Regions from separate parts of the Homo sapiens genome. Here regions 2 and 3 are each linked to region 1. Evidence: read pairs that join two places in POLR2A ChIA-PET (ENCODE). Cell type or tissue: Caco-2. All regions are shown on one strand. Links, peaks and the distances in the headings refer to the core of each region. The heading gives the core; the rest is flanking DNA.

Evidence for each region. Peaks named below come from ENCODE experiments on the same cell type or tissue, not always from the same donor. Only the 100,000 strongest peaks of a DNase experiment are listed, where the experiment ranks them.
Region 2: POLR2A ChIA-PET joins it to region 1 with 6 read pairs; 10 of 35 experiments call an interaction of 5 or more read pairs at or near these places.
Region 3: POLR2A ChIA-PET joins it to region 1 with 5 read pairs; 2 of 35 experiments call an interaction of 5 or more read pairs at or near these places.

The regions. Positions count from the first base shown.
Region 1 is chr20:49,784,499-49,795,614 of GRCh38, forward strand. It overlaps the pseudogene RNU6-919P. Among named protein-coding and RNA genes, the nearest start is that of SLC9A8, 23 kb to the right of the region's middle. RefSeq lists an enhancer at 1,185-1,424. In Caco-2, for the core only: a CTCF peak has its summit at 2,376; DNase peaks (open chromatin) are centred at 5,423 and 5,973.
Region 2 is chr20:49,683,814-49,691,813 of GRCh38, forward strand. The region is part of intron 1 of B4GALT5 (beta-1,4-galactosyltransferase 5); the gene reads right to left. Among named protein-coding and RNA genes, the nearest start is that of B4GALT5, 26 kb to the right of the region's middle. RefSeq lists an enhancer at 1-173 and a silencer at 3,920-4,019. In Caco-2, for the core only: no CTCF peak of the experiment used is centred there; DNase peaks (open chromatin) are centred at 7,408 and 7,608.
Region 3 is chr20:49,409,937-49,421,052 of GRCh38, forward strand. All of the region lies in intron 1 of KCNB1 (potassium voltage-gated channel subfamily B member 1), which reads right to left. All of the region lies in intron 2 of LOC105372649 (a long non-coding RNA gene), which reads left to right. Among named protein-coding and RNA genes, the nearest start is that of KCNB1, 67 kb to the right of the region's middle. In Caco-2, for the core only: no CTCF peak of the experiment used is centred there; no DNase peak of the experiment used is centred there.

The DNA of each region.
Region 1 (11,116 bases), core at 1,242-9,241:
TAAATAATGAAATATATTAAATAATAAATAAATAAATAATTTATTTATTGTTTTGTAGAGATGGGAGTCTCACTATATTGCCCAGGCTCATCTCAAACTCCTGGCCTCAAGCATTCCTTCCACCTCAGCCTCCCAAACGGCTAGGATTACAGGTGTGAGCCACCACACCCAGCCCTCCCTCATACATTCAAATGGCCAACTCCCTTGGCTTCCTCAAGTCTTTGCTTAAATGCCATCTTCTCAGGAAGTCATTTTCTGAACACTCTATTAAAAATTGCAACCTGCCCCCAAACACGTCTTGCACTCACTGTCCGTGTCTCTGCTTAAATTTTCTCCGTAGCACTCATACCATCTAACATACTGTGCATTTACTTGTTTATTTTTATTTTTTTGAGACAGGGTCTCACTCTGTTGCCCAGGCTGGAGTGCAGTAGTGTGATCATGGTTCATTGTAACCTCTGTCTCCTGGACTCAAGCAATCCTCTCACCTTAGCCTCCCAAGTAGCTGGTACCACAAGTGCACATCATCACACCTGGCTAATTTTTGTATTTTTTGTACAGAAGGGGTTTCGCCATGCTGACCAGGCTCATCTCAAACTCCTGGGTTCCAGCGATCCACCCGCCTCAGCCTCCCAAAGTGCTGGGATTATAAGTGAACCATCATGCTGGGCAATTTATTTATTTATTTTCCGTTTCCCTCTACTAATGAATCAGCTCCAGGAGTGCAGGGACCTTGTCTGTTTTCTACACAGATGCGTTCCCAGCACCTAGCACAGTGCCTAGCAGGTATGTGAATGAATGAATGAATGAATCCATGCATGCATGAATGAAGTATCCTTGTACAAACCATGAACCATGTACATGTTAGGTGTCTACAACTTGTCGTTTGAATTAATGAATAAAAGAACAGGCAAGGCGCGGTGGCTCACACCTGCAATCCCAGCACTTTGGGAGGCCGAGGTGGGCGGATCATCTGAGGTTGGGAGTTCAAGACCAGCCTGACTAACATGGAGGAACCCTGTCTCTACTGAAAATAGAAAATTATCCAGGCGTGGTGGCGCATGCCTGTAATCCCAGCTTGGGAAGCTGAGACAGGAGAATCGCTTGAACTCGGGAGGCAGATGTTGCGGTGAGCCAAGATCGTGCCATTGCGCTCCAGCCTGGGCAACAAGAGTGAAACTCTGTCTCAAAAAAAAAAAAAAGAAAGAACAGACAGCACCAACCCTCCTTGTAAGTTCAATATGAGGTTGATCTGAAGCTGCCACCCAAGGCTACTGATCAAAATATCCTTCTAAACAAGTCTGTCCCACAGTCCTGGCGTCTGATAATATGGACAGTCAGGCTGGCTGGCACCAGACTGGACCCAGATGAAGGAATGGAATCAGGCCACATTACAGGGGCAAGAGGAGCCTTGTGGCCAGAGGTTCTAGAGGTCAGCAGCAAGTCATGCATCTGAAGAGGAAGTTGATTGCTGTACCTCAAGCTGAAACAGAAACTGCGGTGGCTAGCAAGGAAGGGTCCCCACCTGTGCGCCTCAGCCCCTTGGCCATTGCCAGCTTCCAACAGACCACAGAGACTTTTGGGGGAAAACTTTTTTATTGAAGTGTAACAGACATACAGAAAAGTGCACAAATAAGGAAAGTGCACAGGGGAGCGATGGCTCGATACATTTTCACAAAGGCAGACAGCGGGGTAACCAGCCCCCAGCTCAAGGAACAGAACATTCCCCGCCCCGGAGAAGCTCCCTTCAAGTCTTTCCCATCCTAAGCGATAACCGTTATCCTGATTCCAACAGCAGTGATGATTTTTGCCGTTTTTTGAACTTGATGAAATGGCAGCACATAACACGTATTCTTTTGTGTAAGACTTACTTACTACAAACTTTGTATGTTTGTAGCAACAGCCTTTTGACCCTGTCTCTTCCTCCATGCCCTCAAAGAGAAAAAGGAACCTAATAATAACACAAAATAAAGCGAAAGCATACTTGCTTGACTGGTTTAAATGTGCCATCTGGCCGGGCATTTTGGAGGCCGAGGCGGGTGGATCACTTGAAGTCAGGATTTCGAGACTAGCCTGGCCAACATGGTGAAACCCCATCTCTACTAAAAGTACAAAAATTAGCTGGGCATGGTGGTGGGCACTTGTAATCCCAGCTACTTGGGAGGCTGAGGAAGGAGAATCGCTTGAACCTGGGAGGCAGGGGTTGCAGTGAGCAGAGATCGTGCCACTGCACTCCAGCCTGGATGACAGAGGGTGACTCCATCTCTCAAAAAATAAAATAAAATAAAATAAAATAAAATAAAATATAAAATAAAATGTGCCATCCATTCTTTCATGCTTCAGCCACCCAGTGGGCTGGAACTGTTACTGCTTCCATTTCAAATATTGGGAGGCTGAGGCACAGAGAGGTTAAATAATTTGCTCAGCCAGGAAGTGAAGGTCTGTATTTAAAGCCAGGTCTCTCTGATCTCCAAGCTCATGTTCTAACCCAGCATACACTCCTTATCAATAAAATGACCATGTATTGAACACCCTCTTTGGACTGAATACTATACTTCAACTTTATGTCCATTGTCTTATTTGATTTTCCCAGCCGTTGATGAGTAATATACCATTATCCTTGCTTAGCAAATGATGAAAGCAGGGTTCAGAGAGGTTAAGGAACTTTCCTAACGTCATACAGCCCAGGAAGGCATGAAATAAAAATTTAAACTCTATTTTGTTGATTCCAAAGTCCAGTGCAGAACGATATCAGTACCCAGCATTTATGCGCATCTTTCAAATATACCTTCTGAGGCCCTGCAGGGTGGCTCATGACTGTAATCCCAGCACTGTGGGAGGCCGAGGTGGGTGGATCAGTTGAGGTCAGGAGTTCAAGACTAGCCTGGCCAATATGGTGAAACCCCGTTTCTATTAAAACTACAAAAATTAGCCGGGTGTGGTGGCACACGCCTGTAATCCCAGTTACTTGGGAGGCTGAAACAGGAGAATTGCTTAAACCCCGGAGGCAGAGGTTGCAGTGAGCCGAGATTGCACCACTGTACTCCAGCCTGGGTGACAGAGCAAGATTCTGTCTCAACAGAAACAAACAAACAAAAACAAATATACCTTCTGAGTTTTTCAAAAAAGAGACAACAATAGCAGTTACCTTTTATGGATCATCTCAGAGTCAGTTGTTTTGGTCAAAGATTGCAAATGATCCCTTAATTTGTGTTCTTGTCTTCTCTCTCCTAGTAAGAGTATACCTGATTTTTAGCTTGGCACATGGCTTCCCATGGCTTTACTACCTATCTCAGCCTTCCTTGCAGCTAGGGGTAGCCACATGACTAACTTATAGCCAGTGAAGAACTGTTCCCCGACATGCCCACATGGCTCATGTCAACCCCAGCATTACATCATTTGTTTAAACTCTCAGTTTCTCTGTCTTGAAAATAGGGATTTAAATATTTATTTAAGCCAGGTGTGGCTGAGGTGAGAGGATCACTTGAGGCCAGGAGTTCGAGACCAGCCTGGGCCACACAATGAGACCCCTGCCTTTACAAAACAATTTTTTAAAAAAATTAGCTGGGCATGGTGGCGTGTGCCTGTAGCCCCAGCTACTCAGGAGGCTGAGGTGGGAGGATTACTTAAGCCTGAGAGGTTGAGGCTGCAGTGAGCCTTGATTGCGCCATTGTGCTGCAGCCTGGATGACAGAGCAAGACCCCATCTCAACATATGTGTATACATCTATCTATCTATCTATCTATCTATCTATCTATCTATCTATAGCTATATCTGTCTCATCTCTCTCTCTCTCTGTCTATATATATATATATATATATATATATAAATAAATATGTTCTTTTTTTTTTAATTTAACAAAAGCAGGAAGTAGACAGACACAGTGGGTGGTTCATGCCAGTAATCCCAGCACTTTGGGAGGCCAAGGCGGGAGGATTGATTGAAGCCAGGAGTTTGAGACCAGCCTGGGCAATATAGTGAGACCCCTAACTCTACAGAAAGTTTAAAAAAAAAAATCAGCTGGGTGTGGTGGTATATGCCTGTAGTCCCAGCTTCTTCACATCACTGCACTCCAGCCTGGGCAATAGAGCATAACCCTGTCTCTTAAAAACAAAAAACAGGAATATATGTAGTAGAGTCACCTTGAGTGTGGATTGGGAGAAGAAGCTAGGACAGGAAGGACACTAATGTGTTTGTGTTGGGTAAACAAACCCTGTTTATTGGGAGACCACCTGCTCCAGAAGAAAAGACACCAGGTGAAGACAGGAAGCTGGGTGCTGCTAACTGAATGAGCTGGGACAAGGCCCTTCCCTTACCTAGGGATAGATAATAAAAAATATTTTATTGTATATTTTTAAGGTAGTAGTTCCTTGTCTGCAGAGTGGGGATTTAGATTACATCTATCCTTTTGGTTTTGTCTACTCACTATGAATTCCCCTATCATAACAGCATCCTAATTTCTCTGGGAGCCCCCTTCTTTACTCCCTGTCCATGTGAAAGGCATGCAGCACTAACTTTATCCTTGGTTCCAGGAAGGCCAATGCTCCATGCTGGCCAATCAGCACCCCTCATTTCTCTGCCCATAGGGATTGGCTCAGAAATGGGCACCTGCCCCAAGTGGACCAGTGAGTTATCCCTCAGGTTTTTGCTGGGATTGTTTTGCTTCTGCTGCGCTAGGCTGGTATGAAGAGGGTCTGAAGCTCAAAGGTAGCCACCATTGTGAGAGTGAAAGACTGAGCCCTGATAACTTATGAACCCCTGAATCCAGCTGTACCTGAAGGCAGCCACATATTCCTGAACATGTTATTCTCCATGAGTCAATATGGTTCCTCTTTGTTGTTTTTTTGTTTTTTGTTTTTGAAATGGAGTCTCGCTGTCACCCAGGCTAGAGTGCAGTGGCACCATCTCAGCTCACTGCAACCTCCACCTCCCGGGTTCAAGCAATTCTCCTGCTTCAGCCTCCTGAGTAGCTGGGACTATGGGCACGTATCACCACGCCCAGCTAACTTTTTTGAATTTTTAGTAGAAACAGGATTTTGTCATGTTGGCCGGGCTGGTCTTGAACTCCTGACCTCAAGTGATCCACCTGTCTTGGTCTCCCAAAGTGCTGGGATTACAGGCATGAGCCACCGCGCCCATCCTCAATATGGTTCCTCTTTGGACTTAAGTCACTGTAGCAGATGACGTGGCTTCTGTGTCCATATCCCCTTGGCATTCATCCTTTTGACCCACAGTGAGTGGATGGCTTCAAATTTCCACGCCTATCTTTGCAGCCTGAGGGCTTTGCTCTCATATACGCTCTGCATACACAGTCTGAGAATGCTGGGGGCTTCACCCTCCCCTACAAGCAGCCCTTAACCAATGAGTGACAGGGGCTGGTGGATAAATGTCCCCACTCCCTTGCCCTTCACCTGGATAATTCTGAGGTGTATTGCACTCTGTGTCCCACAGTTCCCCAGCAGGGTTGAGCCCCAGCTGCCCAGAGTGATAACCTGCTCAGTAACTTACCTTCTATTGGTTTCTTTCCCTTCCCTGTCCTACTTCCCTCCCCGACCAGAGCTTCCTGGGATCATTTCTCAAGTAAACGATTTAATATCTGCACACAAATCCTTGTCTCAGATCTGCTTCTGCAGGAAACCAACCTAAACGTTTCGTAAGATTGGTTTTCTGTCACGCACAGCTAAAGCTGCTCTGGCAGACGCATGGTTCAAGAATTCTTTTAAAATATTTGCCTCATAACTGTATTTTTCCAGCCTGCTTTTCAGCTCAAAGGAAGTATATGCACTGAGTTGACTTATCAGTGTGCATAGCAGAAAGGGACCCAGTAAGAGAAAGCCCCCTGAGAGGCCCTGGGACAGCTGAGTGATCCACCCTGGCTGCCTCCTCTCCACCTCATTCTCACACACTAACCTTTCCCAACCCTTTTCATTCCAAGGCTCCTAGCCAGCGCCCCCCACCTGCCTTAGGAGATAACCCCAGTTCCTTCCTCGGATTCTTTCATCTGCAAGGCCTCAGTGTTCTTGTCCGGCCAGTGATAAGGACATTCAACGTCATTTTCCTGTCCCTGACCTTTGAAAGAACCCTACCCATCTGGGGCCTGTGATGTAGACTCAGACTGAGATGTTCCATCTTGGGGATATAATCAGTGGGAAAGAGAGAGATTCCTGAGAGGTCATCATTCATTCATTCATTCATTCAAGAAATATTTATGGAGTGCTTGGGCAAGGAATTCTAAATTGCAGAGTCAACTAGAGCCAGCTTAAGCAGAAAAGGAATTTTTTTTTTTTTTTTCTAAGATGGAGTCTTGTTGCCCAGGCTGGACTGCAGTGGCACAATCTCGGCTCACTGCAACCTCCGTCTCCAGGGCTCAAGTGATTCTCCTGCCTCAGCCTCCCAAGTAGCTGGGATTACAGGTATGCACCACCACGCCTGGCTAATTTTTTGTATTTTTAGTAGAGATGGGGTTTCACCATGTTAGCCAGGCTGGTCTCAAACTCCTGGCCTCAAGTGATCCACCTGCCTCGGCCTTCCAAAGTGCTGGAATTACAGGCATAAGCCACCGTGCCTGGCCCACAAAGGGATTTATGAAAGGTAGGAAGTACTCTAGATGTTAAATAGCCACAAACGGTGCAGCCAGGAGCATCGATGCCAGGAGCAACACTCACCTTCACTGTTGAACTGTTCTAATCAAAATATCACTGCTGCTGCTGCCCCCCTCTCCCCAAACTCAGGACCTAGGTAGCTAGAGACAGGCTGCTAGAATTGCCCCATGCTTCCCCAGAAGGACCAGATACCGCTCCCACTGTGCTTGCCAGAAGACTCCACCACTTGGCATCCTTCTGCTTGCTTCTGTCTCCAAGGCTTACTAGGGGAACCCAGATCACATAAGGCACTCTTGCTGCAAAGAAATCTCAGAATGTAGTTTTTCTCTGTCTGGCCTTTACAGTACAGGAGGTCACACTACAGGGGAATGGGATAGGTGAGTGAGCCAATCTGTAGTATCTGCCGTAGGCTCACAACAATGATAAAGTCAGGGCTGGGCACAGTGGCTCATGCCTGTAATCTTAGCACTTTGGGAGACCAATGTGGGAGGCTCCCTTGAGGCCAGGAGTTTGAGACCAGCCTAGGTAACAGTGGGAGACCACTCCATCTCTACCAAAAAAAAAAAAATTAAGTGGTGGTGTGTGCCTGTAGTCCCAGGCTGAGGAGGGAGGAATGCTTAAGCCCAGGAGTTCGAGGCTACAGTGAGCTACGATCGCACCACTGTACTCCCGCCTGAGCGACAGAGCAAGACCCTGCTCTAAAAAAGAAAAATTAAAATAAAAAAATTTTAATGATAAAATCAGAAGAGTCCCCTGCTTTCCAGGAGCTCACCATTGACAGGAGGATATCAACACCAAGCAATTCCAGGAGGGAGAGCATTCCAAAAGGGAAATTATAGACAGTTACACACACATAGACCAAGAAAACTCAACCTATTCTAACAGGACCTCCTGAAACAGGTGCCGTTGTACATGATGTGTGAAGGTGTTTAGAGGCTAACCAGGCAAAAGAAGGGCAAGAGGGAATAGCACTTCAGGCAAGGGAAAATCTCATATGCAAAGGTCCAGTGGCAGGGAAGGTGAGGGGTGCAGGAGGAAGTGAGAGAAGCCCACTTCTCTCTGACTGGAGAACAGAGAACAAGGGGAACAGAGGGAAGGAAGAGGGGCGGTAAGGGAATAGACCATGACCTTGTGGTCCATGATGTGGAATTCAAACTGTCTCCTAAGGCCAGTGGTGACCACTGAATGCTTATGAGTAAGGCAGTGACATAATAGCAACTGCTAATATTTATTTATTTATTATTTTGAGATGGAGTTTCACTCTTGCTACCCAGGCTGGAGTGCAATGGTGTGATCTTGGCTCACTACAACCTCTGCCTCCCAGTTCAAGCGATTCTCCTGCCTCAGCCTCCCAAGTAGCTAGGATTACAGGAGCCTGCCACCACGCCCAGCTAATTTTTTGTATTTTTAGTAGAGATGGGGTTTCGCCATGTTGGCCAATCTGGCCTTGAACTCCTGACCTCAGGTAATCCCCCCACCGTGGCCTCCCAAAGTGCTGGGATTACAGGTGTGAGCCACCGTGCCCTGCCTGCTGATATTTATTGACCACTTATTCAGTGCCAGACTTTTTTCTAAGCTGCTAACATGTATCATTTAGTATGTATTTGCAACAACCCTGTAATTAAGGTTCTCCAGACCACGAGCAAATTACTCAGCCATTCTGTGCCTCAGTTTCCTCATATGCACAATGGGAGTAATCATAGAACCTACCACAAAGAGTTAGTATGAGGGTTACAATGAGTGCTTGGCACATGGGAAATGCTGTGTATGTATTAGCTTTTGCTACTATTATTCCCATTTTATAGATGAAAAAGCTGAAGCCCAGAGAGATGAATCAGTTTGTCTGAGGTCACACAGCTAATGCTAATAAGGCATAGAATGAACAGGACAGGTGTGGCGAAGGTAGAAGTGCTGGTGGGCGTGGAGAAGCCACATCTTCATCCTAGGAGTGATGGAAGTGTGGACCACCCATTGGGACCCATGTGGCCAGCCTCTGTTCTGACTGGTCAGTGCCTAGGTCATGCCGGTTCTTAAATATTTCATTATCACCCTGTTATTACTACATATATGACATTGTTTTGTGGATTTAATATTTACACAAACGGTATCATACTAAATGTTAACTTCTGCAAGTCCCTTTTCTCACTCAACATTACTGTATGTTTAAGATCTGTTTAGATCTAGTTCATTCATTTTATTTTCTTTTTTAGAGATGGGGTGTCACTATGTTGGCCAGTCTGGTCTTGAAATCCTGGGCTTAAGTGATCCTCCCACCTTGGCTTCCCAAAATGTTGGGATGACAGGCGTGAGACACCGTGCCCAGCCATTCATTCATTGTTTTTTTTTTTTTTTTTTTTTTTTTGAGACAGAGTCTCGCTCTGTCACCCAGGCTGGAGTGCAGTGGCTCACTGCAACCTCTGCCTCCTGGGTTCAAGCGATTCTGCCTCAGCCTTCTGAGTAGCTGGGACTACAGGCACATGGCACCACACCTGGCTAATTTTGTATTTTTAATAGAGACGGGGTTTTGCCACGTTGGCCAGGCTAGTCTCAAACTCCTGACCTCTCAGGTGATCCACCTGCCTTGGCCTCCCAAAGTGTTGGGATTACAGGCGCGAGCCACACCATTCATTGATTTTAATTGCTCACTAGTATTCCTTTACAGGAACATGTCATGGTCTCCTTGCCCACTATCCCATGGATGCCTATTTAGTCCACTGCACTTTGGACCCATTGTAGGCAAAGCTGCCACACCCAACTTTGCATATGTTGAAGCTTCTCTAGGGTGAATACCAGGAAGTGGGATCACTGGTCTCAGAGTTCATACGTTTCAACTGCCAAGCAGCAGTACATGAAGAGTTCTTGTTTCTGCACTTCCTTACCGATGAAAATAATACCACTACCCCACATGACACTTACTATGTGCCAGGCATCTTTCTAAACATCTAACATGAAATAACTCATTTAACCTCTCAAAAAACTTTGAGGTGAGGTACTATCATCATCTCCACTAGATAGATGGAGAATGAAGACACAGAGAGGGCAAATAACTAGCCCAAGGTCACTCAGCTAGGAATAGTAGAGCATGGCATGAACCCAGAGAGGCTGGTTCCAGAGCCTGGGCTGTTCATCACTCCTGTAGGCCTTGGAATTTTCTGGTTTTCAAGTTGCTGCCAGTTTATGACTGTGAAATGTCTCTAAGTGCTTTAAGTTGCATTGCCTGCTTAGAAGGGACCTTGAGGACCTTTCCATCCATTTTTTGGCCAATCAAGCATCCTCTTCAGAAAAATGCCTCTTTCTAGCCTTGGCTGTCCCTGAGTTTCTGATCTTTTCTGCAAGTATGCCTGGAGGCCAGGACTTGGGGCGGGGCCTGGCACAGTGAGCGCACTTGGTAAAAATGTACCAGACTCACCAGGCATGGTGGCTCATGCCTGTAATCTCAGCATTTTGGAAGGCTGAAGCAGGCAGACTGCTTGAGCCCAGGAGTTCAAAACCAGACTGGTCAGTGTAGTGAGACCCTATCTCTACAAAATAAAAATTAAAAATTAGCTGGGCGTGGTGGCACATGCTTGTAGTCCCAGCTACTCAAGAGGCCTCTGAGATGGGAGGATGGCTTCAGCCCAAGAGGTCGAGGCTGCTGTGAGCTACGATTGCACCACAGCACTCCAGCCTGAGTGACAGGGCAAGACCTTGTCTTTGGGAAAAAAAAAAAAGTGTTCACTTTGGCAGCGCATATACTAAAATTGGAACAATACAGAGATTAGCATGGCCCCTGTGCAAGAATGACATAAAAAATTGTGAGGTGTTCGATATACAAAAGAAAAAAGAAAAAAAAGTGCCAGACTGACTGGTGGTGTCTTTCACGTCTCTCACCCTCTCTTCCTCCTGGGAGGCCAATGCTGATGAATAAAGCTTCTGCTTAAGTCACTGGCCCACGTCTGTGCTGTGCTGGGCACGCACAGTGGCCCTCTTGCCTCAAGCTCATTTCCTCTTCTGTTATCTGACCCTAATCTAGTTCATGATCTGATCTCATCTCCTTCGACTCTCCTTGTCTCTTGTTTCTCATGAACCCCACTGGCTGTCCTCCTGTCTCTTCAGTGGCCAAGTTCATTTCTACCTCAGGACTTTTGCATGTGCTGCTTCCTCTGCCTGGAACACTCTTCCCGTAGTGGCTCCAACTCATCCTTCAGGCCTCAACTCAAATGCCACCTCCTCAGAGAGACTTTCCTGATCACTCTGTTTAGAAGAAACAGAGGCATGAAGAGATTGAGCATAATTGTCAAAAATTGTACAGCTGGCTTATTGATGAGATTTTTGAATTATGTTATCTTATTATGTGCCTATATTTCTAAATTTTTTCTACAGTGGTGATGTGTTCCCTGTGTGAATTTTTTAAACCTCAAATTCAGGCTGGACATTGAGGCTCATGACTATAATCCCAGCACTTAGGGAGGCTGAGGCGATAGGATCGCTTGAGCTCAGGAGTTCAAGACCAGCCTGGGCAACATAGTGAGACC
Region 2 (8,000 bases), core at 1-8,000, 100 kb before region 1:
ATTGAATGAGTTAATATTGGTAAAACATTTAAGAATAAAGACTGCAGCCAGGCACGGTGGCTCACGCCTGTAATCCCAGCACTTTGGGAGGCCGAGGTGGGTGGATCACTTGAGGTCAGAAGTTTGAGACCAGCCTGGCCAACATAGTAAAACCCTGTCTCTACTAAAAATACAAAAATTAGCCAGGTGTGGTGGCACATGCTTGTAATCTCAGCTACTTGGAAGGCTGAGGAGGGAGGATCGCTTGAACCCAGGAGGTGGAGGCTGCAGTGAGCTGAGATCACACCGCTGCTTTCCAGCCTGGGCAACAGAGCAAGATTCCATCTCAAAAAAAAAAGAGCAAAGTAATAGTACCTACCTCACTGGGTCAGGAAGAGAAGCAACACATGCAGAGCTCTAAGGGAGTCTTGTATATGGTGAGCGCTAATGTGTTCATTCAGAATTTACTTTAATTTAAAAAAAAAGTTGGCTGGGCGCGGTGGCTCATGCCTCTAATCCCAGCACTTTGGGAGGCTGAGGCAGGCGGATCACAAGGTCAGGAGATCGAGACCATCCTGGCTAACACAGTGAAACCCGGTCTCTACTAAAGACACAAAAAAATTAGCTGAGCGTGGCAGTGTGCGCCTGTAGTCCCAGCTGCTGGGGAGGCTGAGACAGCAGAATGGTGTGAACCCAGGAGGCAGAGCTTGCAGTGAGCCAAGGTTGCGCCACTGCACTCCAGCCTGGGCGATAGAGCAAGACTCCTCAAGAAGAAAAAAAAGTTGGTCCCTGAACTGAAAGAGGCCACATATCAAGGACATAAGCACGCAAAATCAGCAAGTGCCATACAGTAAGTACTGATCTACAACAGAAAGAAATCAAGGCATACCTGCAGACTTAAACGACATACTGAAGAGCCACGTCCTTGTTCAAATAATTCCATTCCAATTCCCCAGAGAACAGAGGTGGCATGCGGTAGGATTAGAGTTTCACTCAGCTAAGACAGAGGTTTGAGTCCCTGCTCGGCTTAGCTGTGTGATCTTGAGCTCGTGACCAAACTTCTTACAGTCTTAGGAGAGTTAGAAATAACAAATGTAGATTCCAGAGTGATTGAAACAGAGTAGGCCTTCAGGAAGTCACAGTTATTATTTGTATAAGCCTTTCAGTTTAGAGTAATTTTAGAATTATAGAAAAGTTGTGAATATAGTACACAGAGTTTCCATGCTGTTATTTTATTTTCAACAATATTGTTATTCTGATTGTGAAGAGAGGTAAACAATTTCTAAATTACACCTTAAAAATCCATGACAACAAAGAATACTGTCACTCTAGGAAACTTCTGATTTATGCACTTAAACACACCACTCCGCATCAGGTGAACTGATTTCCCAAGTTTGTTAAGATGTGTTACACAGTTTAAAGGCAGACATGACTAAGAGGCTAACATGTGTATCACAGACCTAGGAACACTTTCTCCATGTTGCCGTCTCTAAAAGGAACTTCAGCAGGTGCAGTGGGTGCCTCCTCTCAACTCATACCACAAACCCAGGGGCTTCAAAAATTACTTTCCCTCTACCAGGGCCCTTCAAAACACAGTATTTCCTAACCAACAGAAAACGAAAAACTCTGTGACCCAGACAGCCCAGCCTTTGAAAGCAGCAGGGGTAGCAACTGCTGAGCCTCAAAAGTCAGCCTCTGAGTAGCCACCCAGAATGCAATGGGCTGGCAAACAGTAGGGGAGAAAAACGCTGGATCCAAGCCTGGATCCCAGTGCTCACCGGACAATCATTTGTCCCATTTCCTCAATTATCTGTTTGTCTCCTATAGCTGTCTATCATAAAGGCAATGTGAAAATATTATTTTAAATTTTACAGAATAGAAATTACGGACTCAGAAGAGGCATATCCAGACAATAGGTAGAAAAGTAGAAAAATAACAGCTATTGTCCTAGAAATCAAATACAATACACACTAACATTTAGATCTGCTTTTAAGAGCTTTCAAAAACCTCACGTTATTAGACATTTTTGGATAGTTTTAAAAGTCTTGTTCTTTAACAGTAAGAAAAATGCATCCCCTGAATTGAAGCTTTAGAGTATTTAAAGTGAAAAGCTTGCTAAGAGATAAATGTGCAAAAAAAAAAAAAAAGTAGTATTTGAGCATTGCAGAGGGATTTCTCCTTTCTCCTGAGCTGCTGCTGTAACATCTCCTCTGACTCAGCACCTAAGAGGCATGATGGGAAGGGAGTACTATAAAAAAGCCATGCATTATTAACAAGACATTTGGCATCAAAGCAGAATGATTTGGAAAACCGGAAAATGTCCGCAGAATAAGAGAAAGGGGAGCTAACAGCTTAAATTATTTTTGGTAGTGTCATGCCATTCAAAATTGTCCATTCTAATCTTCTAAGCTGTCTTTTTCTCCCTTAGTTTTAGCTCTAATTCTGATCTCTTTATGTCTTTCCTACCTTACATTCCAAATGGTTACTACTTACATTCTGAGTGGATTTCTCTGTGTTGGTTTGCTCCTGTCAGTTTTAAAGAACTGCTGTACACGCATTAGATCCAATGAAGACAGACTGCAACAGAACTGCTCTGCAGAAGCCCAAGAGATACCACACATAGGATGTTAACACTTACTACTGCCTAGAAATCAAGAGTCTGTCTTCTTAACCCTAGAATAAGCAACCAAGTGACCTAAGTTCCCAATTCACAGATGGCAAGCCAATGGTTAAAAAAAAAATACATTTACTCTTACAACCATTTTTAGGACCCTAGAATTTACCATCAAATTGTCAGTAAAAAATGAAGCTGGGCCAGGTGGAGTGGCTCATGCCTGTAACCTCAGCACTTTGGGAGACCGAGGCAAGAGGACCTCTTGAGGCCAAGGGTTCTTGCTATGTTGCATAGGCAACATAGCAAGACCTTGTCTCTGCCCAAAAAAAAAAAAAAAAAAAAAAAAGCCAAGTGTGGTGGTGCACACCTACAGCCCCAGAGACCCACAAGGCTGAGGTGGAAGGATCCCTTCAGCCCAGAAGTTCGAGGCTGCAATGAGCTATAATTATGCCTCTATACTCCAGCCTGGGTGACACAGCGAGACCCCATCTTTACCAAAGAAAAAAAAAAGAATGAAGCTGGCATATAGTCCAATGGTCAGAGACAATGACTTGAGTAACTCAAAATCCAATTCTGCTTTTCTGGCATTATATCAAATTAGGAAAACTATTCCCTTCCTTTAGGCCAGTAGTTCTCAATTAGGGGTGCTTTTGCTTCCCAGGGGACATTTGGCAGTATCTGGGGGCATTTTTCGTTGTCACCACTGCGGGAGAAAGGTGCTACTGGCATCTCTTGGGTAAAGGCCACAGAGGCTGCAAAACATCCTACAAGGCACAGGACAGCCTCAACAACAAAGCAGCATGTCAACAGTGCCAAGGTTGAGAAACTCTGCCTTAGACAAATCACTTAACTTCTACTGACTTTTAAATTAACCACTGACACTGTTAGAAAGTACAGCAGTAATGCATAAACGTTAAGTTTATATTTGCTGGTTCACATTTATTGGATTAATAAACATGCTGGGCGCGGTGGCTCATGCCTGTAATCCCAGCACTTTGAGAGGCTGAGGTGGGCGGATCATAAGGTCAGTAGTTCGAGACCAGCCTGGCCAACATGGTGAAACCCTGTCTCTACTAAAAATACAAAAATTAGCCGGGTGTGGTGGCAGGCGCGTGTAATCCCAGCTACTCGGGAGGCTGAGGCAGGAGAATTGCTTGAACTCGGGAGGCGGAGGTTGCAGTGAGCCAAGATTGCACCACTGCACTCCAGCCTGGGTAACAGAGCAAGACTCTGTCCTGGGAAAAAATAAAAAATAAAATAAAATAAACAGATAATTTATTTTCGATTCCCTATAAACTGAATATTTCTTCCTTAGTAAATGGAGCACAGACTAGCATCACCTTTTCTGCAACATAAGTAACAATGCACATGTGCAAGATTTGCATAAAGTAGCCTCTGCTTCTGGCTATGACTGAGAGCCTGTGGCAGACCAGAGATCCCTCAGAGAAACAACTCCAACAGCCAGAGAAAATTAAAAAAAAAAAAATTTTTTTTTTCAAAGTCTGAAGACTTTGGAGAACTGTGGAAGCTACTATGACTTGAAGAGACACAATCCGGAAGGGTAAACCCTTTAGGAGCAAGCCAATATGCCACAACTGCTTTGCCCCTCAGGGAATCTGCCAATGCTAGGTGCCAGGAAGGAGGCTGAGGAAACAGAAAAGCAGCCTGGGAACATGACCAGAGCCACTATTCACAGGCAGAGAAACCAGCAGAGCTCATGGTAATGTCTCAGGCCTGAAGAAAGAAAAATAGAGACAAGGGCCTAGGATTCCTGTGAAAAGAACTGAGTGTTTTACCCTGAAGACATTTTACAAAATCCCAAAGATGCACAGGTCAGAAGGCTGAAACCAAGCAGAAAGCCTCTGAATAGCACAGCAGGTTTCTTCACCAATCCCATGTACTAAGAAGACAAAGATTAAAGTTCAGGACACACCGTGGGGGACAAAGATTAAAGTTCAGGACACACCATGGGGGAAGGGCCCCAGTTCTTAGCCAGAACTCCTGCAGGGTACTTCCAAAGAGTAGAGGCAAACCAAAAAGAGATGGAGCCTGACCAAAACCACGCCCTTGCTGTGGTCAGCTCAGACAAGATAAATGGAATCAGCCCCCATTCTATTTGCCTAGCAAATGGTGTAAGCCATCTAGATATTAGAAAATCATCTAGGGTCGCTACAATTTTTTTATATACAATGCCCACTTTTCAATAAAAATTAACAGGCATGCCAAAAGATAGGACAAAATGAGTGTCAAGGCCGGGTGCAGTGGCTCACGCCTGTAATCCCAACACTTTGGGAGGCCAAGCCAGGCAGATCACCTAAGGTCAGGAGTTCGAGACCAGCCTGACCAACGTGGAGAAACCCCATCTCTACTAAAATTACAAAATTGCCAGGCTTGGTGGCGCGTGCCTGTAATCCCAGCTACTCAGGAGGCTGAGGCAGGAGAATTGCTTAAGTCCGGGAGGCAGAGGTGGCAGTGAGCCGAGATCGTGCCATTCCACTTCAGCCTGGGTAACAAGAGTGAAACTCCATCTCAAAAAAAAAAAAAAAAAACAGGGTGTAATATTTTAATATTGGGTAAGACAGAGCAAAAAAAGAGAATGATTGATCCAAAAGCTATGCCATCAGAAAACATCTAGACTGAAAGCTGGAGGAGAAGGAAGGAGAATAGAAAAATACAGATTTGTATTGAGTGCTAGCCTGAGAAAATGTCTCAGCAAAACAGTGTTTAGGTATCCATTGGATGATACATGCAGAAATAAACACAGATGTCACCTCTTTGACAATTATACAGGATTTATGTTACTTGATTTCCAAGTAACAAAGACAGCAAAATAATCAGAAAAAAAATATTTAGACTCAATGAGAAAGATAAGAGAGATCCTTAACATACTGAGGATGAAGAACCTGATAATTCTTAGCTCACTCTCTTATCAATCTCAAAGTTAAAATGATCACGGGAGTGGTGTGATTCAATGGATCCGTTTCTGCCCCGTGGGAACTACAATTTCACAGATACAAATTTGTAACATCTTTTTTGATATCTAATCACCGATGTGAAAATTTTTAACATTTTTAAACCGTTTTATTATGAAAAATTTCAAATATACAGCAAAGTTGAAAGGATTTTACAGTGAACTCCCATATACTCACCATCTTGATTCCACTATTAACTTGCTTATCACAAATATATCCATTAATCCATCTTACTTTGTGACCTATTTCCAAGTAAACTGCGGAGATCAGTATACTTCCTGCTAAACACTTCAACATGCATGTTAATTAATTAGATTTTTTTTCCCTTCTTGGTGTAAAAGTTCATGCAATGAATAGGTGTGCATTTGCGGAGTTTGACAAATGCACATACCTGTGTAATCTAAATCCCTATCAAGATATGAAACATTACAATCACTCCTGAAAGGTTTCCCAAGCCCCTTTCCAGTCAATCCCTACCCTTATTTCCCTCTCTCAGAATAAATGTTTTTTTGTTTGTTTGGAGACGGGGTCTCGCTACGTTGCCCAGGCTGTCCTGGAACTCCTGGCCTCAGGTTCTGAGGAGCTAGGTCTCTAGGCATACATAGCACAAGTGTTTTTGTTGTTGTTATTTGTTTGTTTGTTTTTGAGACAGTCTCCCTCTGTCACCCAGGCTGGAGTGCAGTGGCATGATCTCAGCTTTCTGCAACCTCTGCCTCCTGGCCTCAAGCAATTCTCCTGCCTCAATCTCCCAAGTAGCTGGGATTAGAAGCACACACCACTACACCTGGCTACTTCTTTTGTATTTTTAGTAGAGACAGGGTTTCGCCATGTTGGTCAGGCTGGTCTCGAACTCCTGACCTCAAGTGATCTACCTACTTCCGCCTCCCAAAGTGCGGGGATTACAGGCATGAGCCATCATGCCTGGCCACAAGTGTTATTTTTAACCCACGGCACTTTGAACAATCTTCAAGTCTCTGGTGTGAAGAGACAGTCTTAGAAAAGTAATGTTTAAAAGGGATAAATAGCCAGGCATGGTGGTGCATGCCTGTAATCCCAGCTACTCGGGAGGCTGAGGCAGGAGAATCACTTGAATCTGGGAGGCGGAGGTTGCAGTAAGCCGAGATTGAACCATTGCACTCCAGCCTGGGCAACAACAGTGAAACTCTAACTCAAAAAAAAAAAGGGGGGGGTGACAATTATATTTTAATTATAAAATAGTAAATGAAACCATATTCCTGAAGCTAAATTTAATACTTACAAAAAGTTGCAAAAAAGTTATATCTGTTACATCTTTAAATGCATATAAGCCATTTAAATGGTATCAATCTAACAGCTAATTTTCAATGAAATGTTTAGTCTCAAAGAAGGCATACCGATTGATATGTTCAACACAAGTATTCTTGTTTCCTAAAATTCTATTTTTATGAATTCATGGAGACACAAAATATCCTAGAGAAGAATCCTTACCCTGAAATTGCAATTTATCTATAATTTATATTCCTTGAATACCTGGGTTTCCCTTCTGCATATAACCAAATGGAATCCTTTCTTGGCAAGAATGGATTGCTGCCTCTACTGTGAACTGTAGTTACCTGGCTCTAACTGGCAGACAGATAATTTAACGTAAATTAGCAGATTATGCCTGTGCTCTGGTCCTAGAATATTATTTAAGAGATAGCAGATAAGAGTGGTAAATGATCAACCGGGTGTTTGCTGAAACTTCCTGGAGGGTTAAGTAATTTATTATTAATTTTTGAGACTAGCTATAGATGGGAAAAATGAGTCATTCTGATTAAAATGACGGTGCGGGGCAATCAGCCAGCTTTAGACACTGCTCCTATATCAAGTACATGCCAGGCCAGGAGCAGGGGCTCACGCCTGTAATCCCAACACTTTGGGAGGCAGAGGTGGAAGGACTGCTTGAGCCCAGGAGTTTGAGACCAGCCTGGGCAACATAGTGAGGCCCTGTCTCTACAAAAAAAATTTTAAATTAGCCAGGCGTGATGGTACTACGTAACTGTAGTCCCAGCTACTCAGGAGGTTAAGGTGGGAGGATCGCTTGATCCTGGGAGGTTCAAGGCTGCAGTGAGCCATGATTGCCACACTGCACTCCAGCCTGAGTGACAGAGTCTCACAAAACAAACAAAAAAAAACCCACACGCCAAAACATGTTCTTCTGCAGTATATGGTAGAGTCCACATTTTCTTACAGGACTGAAAACCTGACAGTCACTTTGCCTCTAGACTACAGTTTTAACATTTTTAGTTAGTATATAAATCTGTACATATAATGTAAGCTCAATTACGTTTTTGAAAAATTACACATACTCCCCTAAAAAAAGATCCAGAAGAAAAAGCACCAAAATGTTAACAGTGTGTTATCTTTGGGTTATGAGGTTTTAGATTGTCTTTATTTTCCTTATGCTTCGCTGTATT
Region 3 (11,116 bases), core at 1,714-9,713, 370 kb before region 1:
GGAAACCTTCCCTGGCAGCTAGAGCCTATGGGGCCCTCCTCCTCCCAACCACTCTCCTGGTGTTGAAATCCACTGGGGTAGTTTGCTGTCAATGAAGATCCCAGGGTCTTCCACAGAGATAATGATTCAGGTGATCTGTGCTAGGACCCAGGAGTTCACATCTTTACAAACACTTCCACGTGATTCCTCTGTCCGGCATTGGAGAGACATAGCTGCTGGCATGTTTCCAGAGCTACTTCAGGCAACAGGGCACGCAGTATGTGTGAGGGGGAGAAGCAGGGGGCTCAGTGGAATCAGAAGGCCCTGGGTTCACATCTCAGCTTTAACACTTACCCAGCTGGGCGACTGTGGGCTAATCAGGCAGAGCTTTGAAGGCCAGGGTGAGGAGCTTCCACCACCTCTTAGAGCCTCAGTTTCTTTCTTTTTTTTTTTTTGGAGACAGAGTCTTGTTCTGTCACCCAAGCTGGAGTGCAGTGGTGTGAGCTTGGCTCACTGCAACCTCCACCTCCTGGGTTCACACCATTCTCCTGCCTCAGCCTCCTGAATAGCTGGGATTACAAGTGCCTGCCACCATGCCTGGCTAATTTTTGTGTTTTTAGTAGAGATGGGGTTTCACTATGTTCGCCAGGCTGGTCTGGAACTCCTGACCTCAGGTGATCCACCTGCCTTGGCCTGCCAAAGTGCTGGGATTATAGGCGTGAGCCACCGTGCCTGGCTGAGTCTCAGTTTCTTCATTTATAAGGTGGGGACAGTCACACTGACCTCAGAGTATTGTGAAAGGGATGACAAATATAATGTGCCTAACCCAAGAGGTTGCCCACAGTTGGTGCTTAATAGATGCAGCCTGGGGCCCACTCCACACTTGCTTCCCTAAGGGCCTGAATAAGGCAATGCTCTCTAAACCAGGGCTCAGCAAACTTTGTCTGTAAAAGGGTCAGAGAGTAAATATTTTAGGCTTTGGGGGCCGCATGATCTCTGTCACAACCCTTAAACTCTGCAGGGCAGCACAGACGCGGCCACAGATAAACAGAAATGAGTTTGTGAGTTATGGCTCTGTTCCAAAAACCCTGATGGTCCTAAAATTTAAATTTTATATGGTTTTCACATGTCACGAAACAATATTTTTCTTTGGATGTTTTTCAGCCACTTGAAAATGTAAAAACTGTTCTTAGCTTGAGGGCTGTACCAAAACAGGGGGTGGGCTAGATGTGGCCCACAGGCCCTGGATTGCTGGCCCCCGCTCCAGAGGCTTTACATGTCTTAGCTCATAGGACCCTGATGAGATAGGCAGCCCTATGTTCAGATGAAGAAACGGAGTCTCAGAGAGACTGGAATCCTCGGGCAAGGTTCCACAGCAGAAATAGTAGATATTTTAGTCTTTGTGCACCATTTGGTCTCTGTTGCAAGAGATAACTGTGAGATTTGAACTCAGGCAGAGCTGGGCTCAGAGCCCCTGTTATTAACCACAGTACACTGTCTCGTGGAAGCCACACAGGCCACAGATACACCACATTTCAGAACCAGTGACCTTATCTCTTAAAACCAGAATCTCTGCCTTCATATGAGCCTAGGTGGGAAAGGCTGGGCTGGTCAGGCAGGAAAGACAGTCTTTTGAGCTTAGAGGGTGGAGGGGGCTTCTAGGGCCATTGGCCACCTGAGCTGCAGCCCCGGGCACGCTTTGCAGTCCCCTTTCCTGCGCTGACCCTATCTGGTAGGGGTGAGCCTGCCTGAGTAATTAGGTCTGACTGCTGCAGGCCCGCTGAGGACTTCACGCTCCCAACATTCTCCTCCGTCTTATTCATGTTTGGTATTTTTATTACATTATTTTGACATGACATTCCCTAAGTGACATTCAGCTAAACTGTGTTTTTGTAGAATAGGGACTTGCCACTCTCTCGGCACTGCTGCATTCATGATGACAGCCACATGTCTGACATCTCCCCCAGGGTGCAATTACATGTTGACAAAAGAAAACTCTGAAAAAATTTAGTGTGGAAGGAAAAAGCTCAAGCTGCCTTAATTAATAAGTTAATTAATTTTCATTCATTTGTACTGTTGGCGATATAGTGGTGAACATGATAGTCAAGATTCCTTACCACAATGAAGCTTACTTTCTAGTAGGGGAGTCAGACAATAAACAAATAAACAAGGTAATAGCAGATTGTGATAAGTGCTATGAAGGAAAAAAAATACTGAGATGGGATATTAAGTGGGGCAGAATATGTCCCTGTTATCCAACCTCTCCTTTTCTTAGTGTTATAGATCCACTGATGTGCATTGGGAAACATACTGCCCAGAATAGAGACTGTTTCCCAGCCTCCCTTACAGCTAGGCATGGCCAATGGATATGGTAGAAGTGAGCAGATGCCTGGGGCCTTACGTGTCCACAGGCATAGAAGCGTGCGCCTGGCACTTGCTCTTTCCCTCTTCCACCAGCTAGAAATTCTCTCTCTCATACCTCTCTTATCTCTCTTTTCCTACTCTATCTATCTATCTGTCTACTTATGCACCATCTATATGTTCAGTAATCTGTCCATTTGTTCATCTGTTATCTATCCATCCATCCATCCATCCATCCATCCATCCATCCATCCATCCATTCGGCAAGCATTTATGGAGAGCCTGTGGCAGATTCTGGGGATGCAAAAACTAAATAAACTCAATCTATCCCCTCAAGAAGCCCAGAGCCCCTTCAGCAGAGTAAGCACCTAAGTTGCTTTATGAAACATAACAGAAATCATAGAGTTCAAATTCCACTCTGCCACTTTGCTCATATGACCTCAAGATAGTGACTTTTTACCCCTTTGAACCTTAACTTTCTCATGAATACAATGGAGATGATAATCTCTGCCTCTGAAGATTCGATGAGATCAGAAAGGTAGAGCACTTTTTAGAGAGCCTGGCACACAGCAGGCATTCAAAATACTCTTCTTATTAGTCTACGTGGGAACTGGGGAAGTTTCTTGGAGGCTTCTGGGCTTGACATAAAAGGATGAAAAGAATTTGGATGTGTGAGATTGGAAGAGGAGAAAGGGAATTCTGGGCAGAGGGTACGGTAAGAGCAAAGGCAAAGGGGCAGGGAAATTTAGGGTTCATCGAGGAGCCAGTGAGAGAGGTGTGCCTCCCTGAGCATTTCCCTCCCTGAGCATTCTCCTGGCAGCAGGTTCCAGAGACTGAAAAGGACAGGGACAGGGTGGGGTGGGGGTGATTGACAGGCTCAGAGGGGTGAGGACCTGCAGTCCAAGTGACCCAAATAGCCACGGGCAGAGAGAACTGGGTTATGTGCATTAATCTCCACCCCGGGCAGGCTCCCCTCCACCCTCTATCTGGGCTCTCGGGCCTTGCTGGGTGGGAGGAAGATTGTTTTGACACTTGGATGTCGCTTGGGCTTCTCAAACTTAACAAGGCCAAAGAGCTCTTGATCCCCCACTACCTGCTCTGTACTATGTTTTGCCTTTTTTGGCAAATGGTGCCTCCATCCTCCCAGATCTTCAGGCTGTGACCCAAGAGCCCTCCTCGACTCCTTTCTGTTCATCGGCAAATCCCATGGGTTCCACCTTCAAAGTAGTCTGAGCACTTCTCCTGCCTCCCCGATCATCACCCTGGGCCAGGCCCCTGATGTATCCTACCAGGACTGTTACAGTGGCCTCCTCACTGCTGTCCCTGTGCTGTCCCTATGTCCTCCCTCACCCCCGCAGTCTGTTTTCCAATCAGAACACTCTTTTTAAAGCATGCATTGATCCTGCCACTGCCCTCCTCAAAAGCCCCCAGTGGAGTCCCAGTGCACCTGGAATGAAAGCCAGCGCCTCACACAGCCTTCAAGACCCTGTCTGATCTGGCCCCGGCTACCTCTCTCCACTCACATCCACCAGCTGAGCTAAACCTGCTGCAGCCACTGGCCCTGCTGCTCCTCCAATATCCCAGACTGGGTCCAGCCTCAGGGCCTTTGCACTTACAGTTCCTGCCAGGAATGCTCCTCTCCTAGATCTCTGCAGGTCTTTCTTATCTTTCAGCGTTCAGCTCATCCGTTATCCCCAGAGGGACCTCCCTGGCCACCCTAGCCACTTTATCCTCATCTATTATCTCATGACCCTCTTTCAGGGTTTTGGAAGCACTCATCATTTCCTTCTTGACTTGGTAATTGTCTCATTCACTAGAATGAAGTTTCCCTGAGAGGACAGGAACTATGTCTGTCTTGATCCCTGTGCAACACTAGCTGCCTGTTACACAGTAGGTACTCAGTAAATGTTTGCTGGATGAATGAATACACAATACCTTCCCTAGTGGGGATGTTGAAGCGACCTCTCATAACTAGAAACACACTCAACGGGAGCATTTTCGAGACATCTGAGTGGTGTGGCCCCTGAAGATCATGGGAGCTACCACACCCACTGTACAGATGTGGAAGCTGAGGTCCAGAAGGAAAGGGAAGGAACGGGGCCCCAGGCACATAGCCCTGCCAGAGCAGAACCAAGGCTGGGACCCAGATCTTCTGCCCCTCAGCCTCTCAGGCAGGCACTGGTTCCCAGTCCTTGCCTCATGGAATCTTCCTGAAAGCCCCCGAAGTTTGCAGATCTGCCCTACTTCAGCCGCTCATCTTCCCCTGCTCCACGTGGAGAGCTCTTCTAGATGGGTTGGTTTCTGGAAAGCCCACAAGGAAGGAGGGAAATGCAGCCTTTCCCCTCTGGCGCCTGTTTCCCTTGGTAACTGTGGGGTATGGGCTGTGGGCAGGTGTGGGTGTGGAGAGGAGAGATCTCCAGGGTAGGGGTTTGTGCTGCCTCCAGGGCCACAGCCAAGGGTGGCCCAGCCCCAGATGCCCCTACCAGCCTCTTTCCTGCATCCTGCCAGACCCTGGCTGCCGGGAGCTCTCATTATGCCATTGGCAGCCACATGACCCTCCCTCGACCTCACGAAGATTCTGGATGGGAGTTCAGGCCATATTCAGGCAGGGTCAGGCCACAGTTCACAGCTCAGTGTGGTCATGTAGCTTTGGAATGGCTTCTTCTCTCTGTGAGCCTCAGTCTCCCCATGAGTAAGATGGAGCAAAACCCAATGACATTGCAGGGAAATAAAAAGGAAAATCTTCTTGCTACCACAAGAAATATCAGCAACCACAGTTTGAGCACCTGCTGCATGCACTTGCCTAAGTACTTTAATTGTAGCTTTCAAGCCTTCTGGACTGGGGACCAGAGTAATAAATATAGTTCTAAAAAAAAAACCCGGCGAGTACACATACCCTGAAATAAACGCTCCACCCACAAGACGTATCCCCATGATGATAATGTACTCTGATACTTTCTGTTCTTGGGTTTTCAGTGGTGGTTGTGATCCCTTAGATTGATTTTATGACCATCAGTTTGAAAAGCACTGTGTTAACTCATTTAAACCTCACAAAACCCTATAAGAGAAGAACTATTAATATCCCCATTTTATAGATGAGGAAGCAGCTTCAGAGGTTGCGTCACTCTCCCCAGTAAGTGATGGAGCTCAGAGGCCACCGCAGTGCTCATATCCTTAAGCATGGTGCATGGCTGCCCCTTTAAGTGCTGGACCTGGGTAAGAGGGGCCCCCTCCTGCCACAGGGCAGATGGAAACCTTTCCTCGATCCTCTGGCAACTTCCCTTCCTTGGCTCCGGGCAACTCCTCTTTTGGTTTTCCTAAGCAAGATGTCAGGTTAGTAAAACAGATCCCAGAGTTTAATTAAAATAATGAGTGGTATTAGAGGAAGGATGCCAGGGCCAGCCAGAGGGAGAAAATGAGTTACGGTTTTGTTCATGGAGAGGGGCGGAGGGAGAGCACGAGCAGAGGGAGAAAGTCTGTCTGACTCTAGAAAGGCAATAATGTTTCGATGTGGTTTTGCTCTCACTCTTGTCTCCTCTGACTCCTCCTTCCAGAGAATCCCAAGGATCTTTCTATAAGATCTAATCTTGTCGCTCCTCTGCTTTAGAGTCTTCTATGGCTCCCCAGTGCCTTCAGAATAAATCCACACTTCTCACTGAGGTTTGAAGGCCCTACGGGATCTGAGTCCTACTAACGGCACCCCTATTGCCATGCAGCTCCCTGCTTCCCACACCATTCCGATCCCAGAGGTCTCACATGGGCTGTGTTCTCTCCCTACTCCTCTTGCCTGGGCTAACTCCAGCTCTTCCTTGAAGGCCTGTTTAAATGTCACTTGGGGCATAGAGCTGAACCCAAATGATAATACATGCTTCCTGTGCTCATGGTTCAGAGGGGAGACAGACAACACATACATAAACGCATAAAAGGATAGATCAGCCGGGCACAGTGGCTCACACCTGTAATCCCAGCACATTGGGAGGCCAAGGCAGGAGGATTGTTTGAGGCCATAAGTTCAAGACCAGCCTGGGGAACATAGTGAGACCCCCATTTCTAAAAACAAAACAAAACAAAACAAAACACACTTAGGTGTGGTGGCACACACCGGTAGTCCTAGCTACTTGGCAGGCTGAGACAGGAGGATCACTTGGGCCCAGAAGTTTGAGGTTGCAGTGAGCTATGATTGTGTCACTGCACTCCAGCCTGGGCAACACAGTGAGACGCTGTCTCTACTAAAAAACAAGACAGATCATTTAAGACAGGGATCAGCACCAGGTGGAAAGGCAAAGGACTAAGCTTTTTGAGGACCATCTGCCCGGCACCGTTCAGAATGGCTTGTGTGTATTTACCTGTTGAATCTTGCTCCGGTCTGAGAGGTGGAAGCTCTATCACCTCCACCTCATGAGGGGATGAGCTGGAAAGTAGGTTGCTCACAGCTTCTCCTGGGTTCCACTTGAGCAGCCTGGCTTTGGAACTCAAGCTGTTAACCATCGCCCTTCACGGTGGCTCCAAACATTGAGGGGATGGGACAGGCTGGGTAGGTGGTGGGAGAAAGAAGGTGGGGATGCAACTTGATATTCAGTGGCCTGAGAAGGTGACCTGTGAGCTGAACAGTGGGTCTGGCCATGTAAGGACAGGGGGAAGAATAAGGGAAGCAGCAGACGCCTTGAGAATATAAATACGGCAAAGAGCCCAAGGTGGCTGAAGTGGTGGTCCCGCGAGTTCCCATCCACCTGAAATGTGATTGGCCCAGGCCAGCGTGGGTATTGGGAGAGGCCATAGCTAAGTCCACTGAAGGAAGCTATTGGGGTGGTGCAGGGGGTGGGGGCTGTGATGCTGTGAGCCCCAGCCTTGTGACAGAGCCCACGGCTCTTTCCTCTCTGTAGGTGATGCTGGCAAAAGGCCTAGGGGATCCAGCTGGGGAGGGACTGCCAGTCTTCCCAGCAACCAAAATTTGGGGGAGGACCACGCCTATCTCTTGGAATATCATGTTTTTTCGCTTATCGTATTGGAGGCTTCATTCATTCATTCCCTCCCATCTCACCAAATCTCACCTGTCCCCCAAAGTCCTCTCTAACCTCATCTCCTACTACCCTTCTCTCACATGGTCCCATGCAGCCACAGTGGCCTTCTTGCTGTTCTCCCATAGATTGAGCTCATTTCTACCCCAGGCCTTTGCACTATAGCTCCCTCTGCCTGGAATGCTCTTCCCCCACTCTGGGACTGCCCTCCTCATTCAAGCCTCAGCTCCCAGGAAGGGGTTGGTGTGGGCAAAAGGGAGTGCCATTCCTTGCAGACCTCACAATCCCTAAGGATCTTTATTTTATTTTATTATTGTTATTTTAAAGGCAGGATCTCACTCCATCACCCAGGCTGGAGTGCAGTAGCACAATCATAGCTCACTGCAGCCTCGAACTGCTGGGCTCAAGGGAACCTCCCGCCTCAGCCTCCTGAGTAGATGTAACTATGGGCAGGACCCAGGCGCCTGGCTTCTAAGGATCTTAAACAAGAGTTTTCATGATATAGGTATAAGATTATTCACTGCAGCATTGTTTATTCGATCAAAAAGTTTGGAAACAACCTCAATGTCCATCAACAGGGAAAAATTAACTCAACAGAGGGTCATTTATATGCAGCTGTAAATATGAACACTATGCAGCTGTAAAAAGAACAGAGATGGCTCAATATGCATAAATAGGGAACAGTCCCCGAGGTATGCTGTTAGCAAGCAAAGCACCGCGAGAACAGAATGTATAACAAACTCCCATTTCAATAAAACAAGGAAAAAAGAATATGTACATATATGCATTCACTTATATATGGATATGTTATTTGTGGAAGCGATCACAGGAAATTGGTAACAGTGGCTGCCCCTGGGGAGGAGGACGGGGTGGCTGGGGGACAGGGTGGGAGAGAACTTTTCACTGTGTGCCCTTTTGAACACTTTGACTTTCATACTAGGGAAATATAGTAGCTATTCAGAAAACTGACATTCCAGTATTTTTAGAATTTTGACCTTATCTCTAAATGGGTTAGGTACACAAACAGGGACAGAATGATAACAACGAAAAAAGACTGCATTCCTCAAACAACACTACCCCTGCATCCCTTACTGAACCACTCCTAGAGAATGCCATGGGTTTAAAATACGAATATATAAACAAATCGAATAAATCCTGGGGTTATCTTGTGAGTTATGTGAGTTACACATTTATATTATGTTGTGATTTTATGCAGGTTGTCACGATTTGCTCAATGTTACATCTTAAATGTACTGCAACTTTAGGGATGTCTTCATTTTGTTGTTGTTTTCTTTATAAATTAATATTCCAGGAGTCTCAAAAAAATAGAAGTCTTCCAGGCTTCTCTCCGCTGGAGGGACCCTGTCCCAATTCTCCTTAGGGAGTGAAAGAGACAAGGGAGGCCCGAGAACAGGGACAGTAAACCCGAGTTCTCAGGAGGAACAGCAGCCCACAGTCCCAATTTAGGTGCTCCCAGGGGATGGGGACAGGCTGACCAAGGCACAGAGGCAGGGCCAGGCCTACCCCTGGGGATGTAGATCTGCTGAACATGGGCAAGAGAAAATTCCCACCCTGTGAAGCTGGTCTTGCTGCGGACTGGAGGGGAATGTCTGTGGTTTTTAAGCTGTCTCCTCTGGAAACAGCATCTCACAGCGCCGAGCTAGGAGTGCTACCCAGTTCTGAACAATTCCAGAGCCCAGGCTTTTTAGCCACTAAATCAAAGTGAGAGATGTTGACTTAGTGTAGCCATGGCCTGATCTGAATCGACGTTAAAGTTTCCCAACAGCCCATGAGATGGTAGAAAGGATGAAATGATACTATTAATAATGTACACACGCTTAACTCATTCATGACCATCCCCCTGCGCTGGCTTCAAACCCTGTGTCCAGCCTGTATCTCACTTGATTCTCCCAGCCACCCTAGGAGGTAGCAGTGTTGGTTTCATTATTCCCACTTTACAGACAAGAAAGCTGAGGTTCCGAGTGGGGAAGGAACTTGTCTAAGGTCACAGAGCTAAGGAGTGTCATGCATAGAGTAAAAGTCTCCAATCCAGAGCTCCCTCTGATTCACCACCTGGGGAAGCCAGGGGTGGGCCTAGCTCGGTGCCTCAGTGCCCACGGCATGGATGGGAGAGGCCCCTCATCACCAGGCAGGCAGAGTGCAGGGCAGAGGCGGATGACTCTAGTCTAGACTGTCCTGCTGAGGCTGGTGATGGGGGAGGCTCGCTGAGCCACCAGCTACAGGGAGTCTCAGAATATCTACCACATCAGCAAGACCTTCCAGATCTGCCTGCAGGAGGCACCTGGAACATGCCCACCTCTCACCACCCCCAGAGATCTGCCCTGGGCCAGGCCACATCCTCTTCTACCTGAATGATTGTAGTTGCCTCCTCACTGTCTTTCTGCTTCCATCCTGGCCCGTACAATAAAACACAGTCCATTCTCCAGATTCATCCATACGGATCCTGTTAGAACCTAAGCCAGACCAGGGCACTTTTCTTTGCTCAAAACACCTCCCTATCTCCCAGCATACTGAGGACAACAGCCAAAGTCCTTAGAACAGCCCACAAGGCTCTGCAGGGCCTGGCCCCTCCGTATCTCTCTGGCCTGATCCCCTTTACTCCTCCCCTTGCTCACTCCCCTCCAGCCATGCTGGCCTCCCCTCTGTTCCTGGAGCACAACAGGCATGGTCTGGCCTCAGGGCCTTTGCACTTGCTGTGCCCTCTGCCTAGAACACTCCAGCCCCATATATAGGCCTGTTTCCTTTCTTTGTGTCTTTCAGGTCTCTGCTTAAATCTCACATCCCCAGAATGGCTCTCCCTGACCACTCTATTTCAAATGGCACCCACACCCCATGAATACCAGTCCCCTTACTCCTGACATTTTGCATATATGCAGTGATATTATATATTTGTCTCTTATTTCTTTAGTGTTCTCCTTTTGCTTCTAGAATGCAAGCTTTAAGAGCCACAGGTCTTTGTTCTTTTTCTTGATTGTATTGTTGTGTCCTTCATGCCTAGCAAGGGGCTGGCATACAGTAGACACAAATTAAAGAACAAACAAATGAGTTCCAGGTCTCCAGGCAGACTCCTCAGGACTCCGGGACAACAGAGAGTCCTCTGAAATGTCTCATGAATCTCTCTCTCCATGAAAGGCAAACCCAGCATTACACCATGGGTTGGGCAGTTTATGGCCACATGTCCAGGTGGCTGTAGCAACAATACTCATTAGTCAGTGTATTTTTGTGGTTGAAGGCAAGGTACACTCTGTTTCCTCAAGGTAGTCAAACAAACACCATGAGAACTATGTGGAGCTTGAAGGAAACTGTGAGCTCCAAACTTTCCTGCCAGAAAAGGAAACCAAGGCTAAGAGAAGTAAAATACCTTGCCCAATGTCTCTCACCACTAAGAGGAAAAGTCAGCCCTCAAACTCTGGTCTTCTCACCATGAAGCCAAGAAAAGATCCTCAGAGGACACTGGCACTGGTGATTTGTTGTTAAGACAACCATGCAGATAAGCACAGCCCTGCTGATCAGGGCCTGAGAAAAACAAGGATTCTAGGTCTTCCAAACAACAAAGGTGGCCAGTCATGCAGCACCATGAGTTCAGGGTGAGGTTACAACTCATTGTCAATGTGTTCCTGGAAGACATCCAGAGAGCTCTGGACATTTTCTCCTAAAAGCTTTGGTGAGAGGAGAGGGAAGACGTGTTTGGAAACATTCTCTGGACTCCATTAAAGCAGATGTTCTCGGGACCCAGG